Regions from separate parts of the Homo sapiens genome. Here region 2 is linked to region 1. Evidence: chromatin contacts called from ENCODE Hi-C or POLR2A ChIA-PET data. All regions are on one chromosome and are shown on one strand. The core of a region is the stretch at or near the end of the contact, and the rest is flanking DNA. Distances in the headings are between cores, read along the strand shown. Region 1 overlaps CFAP53 (cilia and flagella associated protein 53). Region 2 holds the start of CXXC1 (CXXC finger protein 1).

Region 1 (4,862 bases), core at 1,055-3,554:
AAGGCTAAACACGTCCTCCTAGGGACATTTGTATGGAATCCTGTCCCTATAAGCCATTCTGCTAATCTAGCTGATTAGGCCAGCCTGCTTTTCAGGATTTGTTTCATGGAGGAAAAAAAATCTTCTTGCTATTTTATTAGGATTTAAGGTTGGTGCCAATTTTTTTAAGTGTTTCAAATTTATTTTATTTTTAAAGATATTCATCCAGCCTAATAACTTATGTGTATAATCATAATATACATAATGGCAATGGAATTTAATTTTACCAAGACAGTTGGTGCCTACTTTTACATGAAATTTTGTAAACTGCTTTGAGCGTCTAGAAGGACAAGTGTAATACTAATGTAAAATAATGTCAATAATGCATGAATTATGGCACATGGTCTTTATGTTGAAAATCTGTTTTAGTTTTTGTTTTTTTGAGACAGTTCTTGCCTGTTGCCCAGGTTGGAGTGTAGTGGCACAATCATAGCTGCAGTGTTTAACTCCTGTACTCAAGTGATCTTCCACTTCAGCTCCCAAGTAGCTAGGACTACAGGTCTATGTCACCATATCTGGCTAGTTTTTATTTTTATTTTTTTGTAGAGATGAGATCTTGCTATACTGCCCAGGCTAATCTCAAACTCCTGGCTTCAAGCAATCCTCTTTCCTCAGCCTCCCAAAGTACTGGGATTACAGGTGTGAGCCACCATGGCTAGCCAAAAATCCATTTTTTAGGTAGCAAATGATGATACAGAAAACAAAATCATACCTTGCAAAATTCTCCTTCTCTTCACAGTTAAGTTCTTTAAGACTTTCATTTATGTGTTTCTGTTCCATAGCACGTTCTTCCTGTTCTTTAGCTTCTCGTTGCACTAAGAAAAGCAAAAGTAATTATATGTCAAATGACTTTCAGACAAGAATTGCCAACATCTTTCTGGGCACCAGAGTCATATTGTCTTTAGAAAGGCAGAGCTTAGAATCAAGGCTGGATCTTAGATTGATAAAGTAGAAGTACACATCTCAATTGAGAAATAAATTGGGTTTAGGCTCATATATGCTACAATCTAGATTTTCTGTTCATCATTTTTCATTGAAAATCTATAATTACCCTTTTTCATACCAGATTACTAATGTTAAAATACTTCCTACTTTTCTCTCCTTGAAGACAAACAGTTCATTGCCATTCATATTAATAAAAGTTTATTATAAATAATTTATTATTTATTATATATTTATTATAAAATAAATATTATTTAAATATATAAAGCTCTTGGCTGGGCACAATGCCTCATGCCGGTAATCCCAGCATTTTGGGAGGCTGAGGCAGGTGGGTCACCTGAGGTCAGGAGTTCGAGACCAGCCCGGCCAACATGGTGAAACCCCGTCTCTACTAAAAGTACAAAAATTAGCTGGGCATGGTGGTGCGTGCCTGTAATCTGAGCTGCTCAGAAGGCTGAGGCACAAGTGCCTAGATCGTGCCACTGCATTCCAGCCTGGGCAACAGAGTGAGACGCCGTCTCAATAAATAAATAAATAAATAAATAAAGCTCTTGTAAGTTAAAAATATTTAAGCATCCCAATAGAAAAAAAAGACAAAGGAAACAGAGTTTACAAAATAATAAATACAACTGGCTAATATACATCTGAAATGTATATATCTTTGGTACCACAGTCTATTTCAGAAATTCATCTTAAACAACCAGTTACAATCCAAAAATAAGTATGTATGGAGATGGTAATCTGGAATTCTAAAATAACAGTAAAAAGATTAGAAACAATATAAAGAGTCATTGCTGTGTTTAAGTAAAATAAGTTACGGTCTGTTTTTATAACAGATTTGTAGGCAGTCATTACAAATCTTATAATTGACAAAAAATGACTTAAAAATATTTTTGATAAGTGAAAAATATAGACCATAAAACAGTATATACTACATGATTCTAATTTGTGAAAGAAAATTATATATGTAGTAAAAATACTAGAAGAAAATACACAAAGCTGTGAATAGTAGCTATTCCTGGGTGGTAGAATTATGGTTGATTTTGTTTCCTTGTTTATAAATGGTCTCAATAAATTTTCCATGTTTTTTCAATATTTTCTATAACATTTATCACTTGTTAGATATGAGTTCTAAATTTATCTTCAAAGAATCAATATGTCAGTATGTTCAATTCTTTGCCTTCTACTTTTAAACTTAACTTCCTCATAAAGTGACCTTTTTTGATCAACTGCTCCACCCTGACTCATTCAGATTACCTGCTCCACCCTGACTCATTCAAATTACCTGCTCCACTCTGACTCATTCTGATCATCTGCCCCACCCTGACTCATTCAAATTACCTGCCCCACCCTGACTCATTCAGATTACCTGCTCCACCCTGACTCATTCTGATCACCTGCCCCACCCTGACTCATTCTGATCACCTACCCCACCCTGATTCATTCAGATTACCTGCTCCACCCTAACTCATTCTGATTACCTGCTCCACCCTGACTCATTCCAATTACCTGCTCTGCCCTCATTCTCTACCCTGACTCATTCCATAACCATTTTTCCTGCCAAACCACTCACCCCATCACTCTCTTTAAATTAGCCAATCAGAATTAGTTTAGCCTGTGCAGTCCAATCCTAGCCAATAGCGGAATGACACAGCAGCAGGGGCCACGTGAGTCAGGAATAAGAACTTCTTCCCCTCCCTTGCCCAGATGTGCTCTCGCTATTGTTCCATCTGTGACTGAGCACCCTTTCTGCAGGAAGTAAAGATGGTCTTGCTGAGAGATCATCTCTCTCTGTGCTGACTTTTCCTCGTGGCACTGATTGTCTATTTCTAACATCACTGACGAATATAAAAATCTTTTCAGCATATAAACTTTCTACGCAGTTTCTAAAAGTTCCATCTAATATTGGCTTAACAATTTTCTACTGCTATTGTAATTCCTGGAGTGAAGAATTAATGAATGGGACCAGGATGAGCTTCCTCTTGCAAAGACCACTGGTGCGAAATCCAATGGTACCCTAACAAGAAATGTGTTTATTGCCGCTCTGGTCCATTGGGCTGGACATGGAAATGGCAGAAATCTGGAGGTGGAAATTCACCCTCTCAACAAACATCCTTCTGTGACCAAGCACTGCTTGAAGCTGAGGGAACATAGTGGCATACTGTAGTATAATAATAAGAGACATAATGTGGCTATAAGATTAATGGTAGCCATAAAGTTAACTTAAGCATCTCGCAGGGCTGACACTATGTATCACTTAGCAGTATGATGCAGCCTAGGCCAGGGATTTCCAAGAGACAAAGGTCATCTCAGCACAGATGTAACTTTCAGAAACCTTAAAACAAAGCTTACCCTTACAAGAATAGCTTAAACTCCCTTTATGAAAGAAATACCTAGTAACCAATGTGGATTGAATGTAAGTATTAAAAAGGGGAAAGATTCTCCAAACTTTGAGTATGGTCTCCAAATAAAGACCCTCCTGGCCAGTTGGTCATCTGAGATGTGAGCAAGCCACAGTGCCCTGGAAAGAGGATTTATTTTAAATGGGAGAACACAGAGGGCCGCTCAAGGCATGAGTCAATTGAGCTGGCATTGAAAGATATCTAGATTTCTCATGATCAAGAGCATCATAGGCAGAGACAACGACATAAACAAAGGTATAGCATTGGGGGAACCAGCCCCCAATATTTCAACGTAGGTCCTTTCTATTTTCCCTAAGTGTCGGCTGGTCTGAGAAATAAAGAGAAAGAGTACAAAGAGAGAAATTTTATAGCTGGGCCTCTGGGATGTCATCACATATTGGCAGGACCATGATGGCGACCTCAAGCCACAAAACCAGCAAGTTTTTTTTTAGGGATTTTGAAAGGGGAGGGGGTGTACAAACAGGGAGTAGGTCATAAGGATCACATGCTTCAAAGGGTCATAAAGATCACAAGGAGAAGGCAAAATTAGAATTACTGATGAGGGTCTGCGTCCCACTGTGCACGCATTGTCTTGATAAACATCTTAATAGGAAACAGGGTTCGAGAGCAGAGGACCAGTCTGACTAGATTTCACCAGGCTGGAATTTCCCAATCCTAGTAAGCCTGAGGGTACTGCAGGAGACCAGGGCATATTTCAGTCCTTATCTCAACCGCATAAGACAGACACTCCCAGAGCAGCTGTCTATAGACCTACCCCCAGGAATGCATTCCTTCCACAGGGCTATTCCTTGCTGGGAAAAGAATTCAGCAATATTTCTCCTACTCGCGTTCTGCAAGAAGAAAAACATGGCTCTATTCTGCCCGACCCCGCAGGCAGTCAGACCTTATGGTTATCTTTCCTTGTTCCCTGAAAATTGCTGTTATTCTGTTCTTTTTCAGGGTGCATTGATTTCATATTGTTCAAACACACATTTTACAAACAATTTTTACAGTTAACGCAATCATCACAGGGTCCTGAGGTGACATACATCCTCAGCTTATGAAGATGACAGGATTAAGAGATTAAAGTAAGACAGGCATAAGAAATTATAAAAGTATTAATTTTGAGAACTAATAAATGTCCATGAAATCTTCACAATTTATGTTCAGAGATTGCAGTAAAAACAGGCATAAGAAATTATAAAAGTATTAATTTGGGGAAGTGATAAATGTCCATGAAATCTTCACAATTTATGTTCTTCTGCTGTGGCTTCAGCCGGTCCCTCCATTCAGGGTCCCTGACTTCCCGAAACTGTATGGAGATAACTTTCGAAAGAAAAGAGGGACAGATACAAAGGACAAGGGGGAGCTGTATGTCTGTGCCCCACCTTCTCACTCTTCATTCTAATCACCAAGACATACAGTATTCAAATGATGTACTGTTCCTTTAACCTTGAGAACTTCTCCCCGTGACTGATT
Region 2 (4,862 bases), core at 982-3,481, 48 kb after region 1:
TACCCCTCATTGCCAGGAATGCTCAGCCCTGCCTGATCTGTACCAACATGCATGACCACCTGAAAACACCTGGCCCCACTCTGTCTACCCAGGGTTGGTGGGGGTGTTCTGCCAGCCCAGCATACCAGGTCATGCCCCATTCATCTGGACATGACAGGCCCCTTCCCACCTGTCAGGATACAGTCAGGCCCAATCCCACCTGGTTTATCCATGCCTAGACTTAACTAACCATGCATGGACCCACCAGCTCTCCCACACCTGACCCTACCCAGCTCTGTCCATGCTCACCCGGGCCCGCAGCTGGCACTGGCGCAGCCGGCACTTCTGCCGGATCTTGTTGGGGCCCCCGAACTTCTTCATGTCCCGACAGAAATCACAGTGACCACAGTCCTCAGTGCGCCGACATGCCTCACACTCACCACACATGCGGGCTGACCGTTTGATCTGCTGCTGCTGCTGCTGGTGATGCTGCAGGAGGGGGCCCAGAACAGAAATCATGGACCCAGGCAGGGCTGAAACGGAACCACTTTACACATCCATTCACTTTATGCAGCCACTCACCTGGCTGGGTGTGGCCACCAAGGGCTGCGGAGAGGATTTGTGGGGCGAAGCAGAGCCCCGAGCAAGCATGGCCCCAACCCCTGTCCCTGACCCTGCCCGGCGCTGCAGGTCTGGATCAGGGACAGGCCTCTTGCGCCCTCCACCCTCATCCCGGGGCTCACTGCTGTCCCGCTCATTGCCATCCCGCTCCCGTGACTTCTTGTGCCGATAGCGAATCTCTAGCTTGGGGTCTTTCTCTGTGGGGCAGAGAGTAGGGCCAAAGTGAGTGAGCACTGGATGGCTTGAATGGTCCCAAAACCTCTTTCTTCCTCTTCGCTCCCTTACTGACCCACCCACCTACTCTGCACCCCTGTCCAGGGCAGAGCTGCCTCTTCCCGTGGGATCTTCTATTACTCACAATGGAGCCCCATTCCAGCTCACCACAGACGTGTATCACTAATCCCCATAACCCCCCCTTGTGGCTCCTCCTCCTCCCTTGAAGCCCCACCTGCCTTCCCTGTCCATCCATGGCCCTCACCTCTGCACTCCCGACAGTACCACTCCCGGATGGCCTTGGCCATCTTCTCAGTGATCCGGATGCAGTCCCCATGGAACCACTCATTGCAGTTGTCACACCCGCTGCAGAGGATGGGGCAGGCGATGGAGATGTGAGGGGCGCGGCCCATCGGCCTCACCCCACCCTGCCAGTGTCAGCCCCGCCCATCTCTCCCGCGCTCACATCATGAAGCAGTTGATGTCCGGTTTGCGGCAGATGCAGTAGATGGGCGCATTCTCCCCATTCTCGGACTTGCTGTCCTCCCCGGCATCTGGAGGCTCTGGGTCTGAACCATCTCCCTCCTGCAGGACACCCCCATTACGGATCCTTAAGCAGCCCCCACCGTGGCGGCTCATCCCCCCATTACAACTCCACCGTGGTCAGCAGGGATCCCCACTCTGCCTGCAGATTTCACATCGGGGCCCCCAAAAAACCTCTCCATCACAGTCCCCACTGACCCCCATCCCTTCCTCTGACATCCTATTACTCTGCTCCATACTTCCCATCACGCACCCACCGACACCCGCTCCCTGCGTCCACACTCGCTAATGGGTCATGGCGACCCTCCATCGTGGCGCCTCACAGACCCCGCGTAACTCACTGCGGACTTCCCATCGCGGTTCTCCACGCACCCCTCCCTGTTTATCTCATAGACCCACCTGGCACCCGCACCCACCCCCAGTCGCGGCTGTCCACGGATACCCGGACACGGACTCCTCGTCACGGCTCACTACAGACCACTCAATGTGACTCCTTACAACCCGCTTATCCCTCTGCCCTAAGAACCCCCGATCATGGTTTCCCACGGAACTGCCACACGGAGTCCCCACTAAACTTCTATTAAGGAGCCCCCCACCGTGGCTCACCATAGAACTCCCAGATGGTTCATCATTCTGCCCATAGACTCCCGCCGTTCAGTCCACAGACTCCGGTTATGGCTCACCACAGACCCCTGAGTCGGCCGACAGACCCCACTGTTGCCAACCGACCGACCTCCACCGCCGAACCCCTCCCTGGACCCGCTACTTACCATATCTCCGCTCCCGGCGCACTCCCTCACGACCCCCGCCAGCGACCCGCGAACCTGCACAGACCACTCGGCGGCGTCCCAGGCGGTTGCAAAGGCGCCCACAACTACTTCCGCTTCTAGTCACGCCTCCCAGGCAGCGTACTCCTATTGCGCAGGCCCCATGCGTCGTCTCCGCTGCAAACCAGTAGGTGGCCGGCCTAGAGCCCCCAAGACCCCTCAGGCGCCGCCATCTTGCTTATCGTATCCGTATGGTGGCCGAATCCATATGTTCGCCGGGAACATGGCCGCGCTCTAATGTGGCTTTCCCGAGGGCGCCGCCACCTTGTCAGTAGAGTCCGTACGGCGGCTGCTTGTACGGCCTCGACGTACAGGCAACATGGCTGCACCTACTGCGTGACTTCCTCATAGATGCCGTCATCTTGGAATCCGATTCCGTACGTGGGTCGAATTCCGTACGTTCCTAGGCGACATATGACGGCGACCTAATTGCGGATTCTTCACGGGCGCCGCCATCTTGGTGGTTGATTCCGTACATTGCCCGTTTGTCAGGCAGAGAGGTTCACAGGTAAAGTGACCGCTTCCGAAGCACGACCTGGATCAAGTTGTATTCATTCCTCCATTCAGTCTCTTTCCCCTTCCACATGTATTAATGGGGCGTCGGCAGGCTGTGTGCCTTGCGGGGCGGAGGAAACCAGTTCCTCTGTCGTCTCCGACTTCACCTGCCACCACTCTTTCCGGCTTTTACTCCTCCCACTTGTCATTCTTCTGCCAGGCCTGGCACGGTTCGGCTTCTATTTATTTTATTTTTATTTAAAAACAATTCTTAAACTAATATCAAATCTTATTTTAGTTCTATAAGCTGCACAATAAGCCTAAACACAGTTTACTTATCCATTTCTTTATTGTTTAGCATTTAGAACATTTTCAAATATTATTCTAAATAAAGTTGCAACGAACATTCTTAAACATAGATCTGTATGCTCATCCCTGATTATTTCTTGTGAAATGTGATATACAAATTTACAAATATACAAATGTGATATACCAGGTGTAACTCTGGTTAACAGCTGTAAGATGGAGCCTGGAAGCCAGGCTTTATTTATTTATTTATTTATTTATTTATTTATTTTATTTATTATTTATTATGTATTTATTTATTTATTTTTATTTATTTACTTATTTTTTGAGACGGAGTTTCACTCTTGTTGCCCAGGCTGGAGTGCAATGGCGCGATCTCAGCTCACTGCAACCTCCGCCTCCCGGGTTCAAGCGATTATCCTGCCTCAGCCTTCCGAGTAGCTGGGATTACAAGCATGCACCACCATGCCCGTCTGATTTTTTTTGTATGTTTAGTAGAGATGGGGTTTCACCGTGTTGGCCAGGATGGTCTGGATCTCCCGACCTCAGGTGATCCGCCCGCCTCGGCCTCCCAAAGTGCCGGGATTACAGGCGTGAACCACCGCGTGCCTGGCCCGCCTGGAAGCCATTCTATGGACTCCCTGCAAACTTGCAAAAAGGAAAACAAACAAAACAAAATTAAAACACAACAGGAACTTGCCTCGAACCTTTGAATTGGTCCAAACTGCAATGACCACACAGTCCTGGAAACCAGCTATATTTCACTAGTGCTGCGTCTCCTGAACAACAACCAATGAACTATGGACTGATGCCAGCCAGCCGCCTCCACCAATAATAATTTCTTTAAAAGAACTTGTGTAATCACCCTTAGCTTCCTTTTTCTTTTTCTTAAAAACTCCTTCTCCCCTTCCTATCTTTGGAGTACAATTTGACTTCGAGCTGAATCTGTGTCTCCTGAATTGCAGTTCCTAATGCCCCAATAAACTCCTGCATTGCAGCTTGGTCTCTTGCCTCTTCTTAGTTGACTCTCCTTAGAGATAAAATTCTAAAAGTAGAATTACTTTGTAATTGGCTATAAATATTGTAAGACATGTTCAAATTTATAGGAGGTCATTAGTTTGGACAGAGCTCCTGCTCTAGGCCCCACCAAAATGGAGTCACTCACGCTGAAGTTCCATGCCACCAAGCCAAAACTAAATTGTTCATCTGACCTTCCAAGGAGAAAGAGACAGGATAATAGCCAAATCCCCATACAAGCCACTTTTAGCTTGAAAGTCCCCTTTGCTTTAACCTTTATAAAAAAGCAACCTGAAGCAATCTGATGTTAACCAATCAGCTTTAAAAAAAAAATTGTTCTTTTTCCTTGCTCCAACCTTACAAAATTCACTGCTCTGCTATTTCCCAGGAAAAGCTCTCGTTCTATTTTGTATAATGGGATCTGCCCCAATTCATGAATTGCAAGTAAAAGCCATTACATCTGTAACTAAATTTGTTGTAATTTTGTCTTTCAATGGTTGATACATATATTTCTACCAGCAGTGTATGAAGGTTCCTATATCAGAGCCTTATTAGGTTATTAGATTAGTGCGAACTTTTGTTGTTGTTGTTGAGACGGAGTCTCACTCTGTCACCTAGGCTGGAGTGGAGCGGGCAATCTCGGCTCACTGCAACCTCCGCCTCCTGGGTTCAAACAGTTCTCCTGCCTCAGCCTCCCGAGTAGCTGGGATTAGAGGCCCGTGCCACCACACCCAGCTAATTTTTGTATTTTTAGTAGAGATGGAGTTTCACCATGTTGGCCAGTCTGGTCTCTAACTCCTGACTTCAAGAGATCCACCCCCACCTTCGGCTTCCCAAAGTGCTGAGATTACAGGCGTGAGC

What was found. Hi-C counts contacts between places; a loop is a spot of excess contacts on that map. ChIA-PET counts read pairs that join two places held with the same protein, here RNA polymerase II (POLR2A). Pooled maps may share reads with other maps.
Region 2: a loop to region 1 is called in a map of HCT116, with 4 times the contacts of the local background. The contact joins the promoter of CXXC1 here to the enhancer-like site in region 1. A Hi-C loop is called at or near these places in 4 of 168 maps with a recorded cell type or tissue (HCT116, MCF 10A, breast epithelium and 1 more) and 6 of 50 pooled maps. POLR2A ChIA-PET finds 5 or more read pairs at or near these places in 2 of 52 experiments (MCF 10A and activated naive CD8-positive, alpha-beta T cell).

The regions. Positions count from the first base shown.
Region 1 is chr18:50,237,852-50,242,713 of GRCh38, forward strand. It overlaps CFAP53 (cilia and flagella associated protein 53), which reads right to left. Exons shown (of 8, transcript NM_145020.5): 7 at 752-854. Among named protein-coding and RNA genes, the nearest start is that of CFAP53, 26 kb to the right of the region's middle. RefSeq lists an enhancer at 1,964-3,163. Within about 2 kb of position 2,305, at least 2 of the 41 ENCODE cell types and tissues checked have a DNase peak (open chromatin) inside an H3K27ac peak, as active enhancers do; they include HCT116, where a contact is called at or near this core.
Region 2 is chr18:50,285,461-50,290,322 of GRCh38, forward strand. It overlaps CXXC1 (CXXC finger protein 1), which reads right to left and starts at 2,232. Exons shown (of 15, transcript NM_014593.4): 1 at 2,127-2,232; 2 at 1,280-1,398; 3 at 1,079-1,179; 4 at 562-797; 5 at 289-468. The coding sequence starts at 2,129. RefSeq lists enhancers at 976-1,025, 1,846-1,965, 2,086-2,175, 2,286-2,655.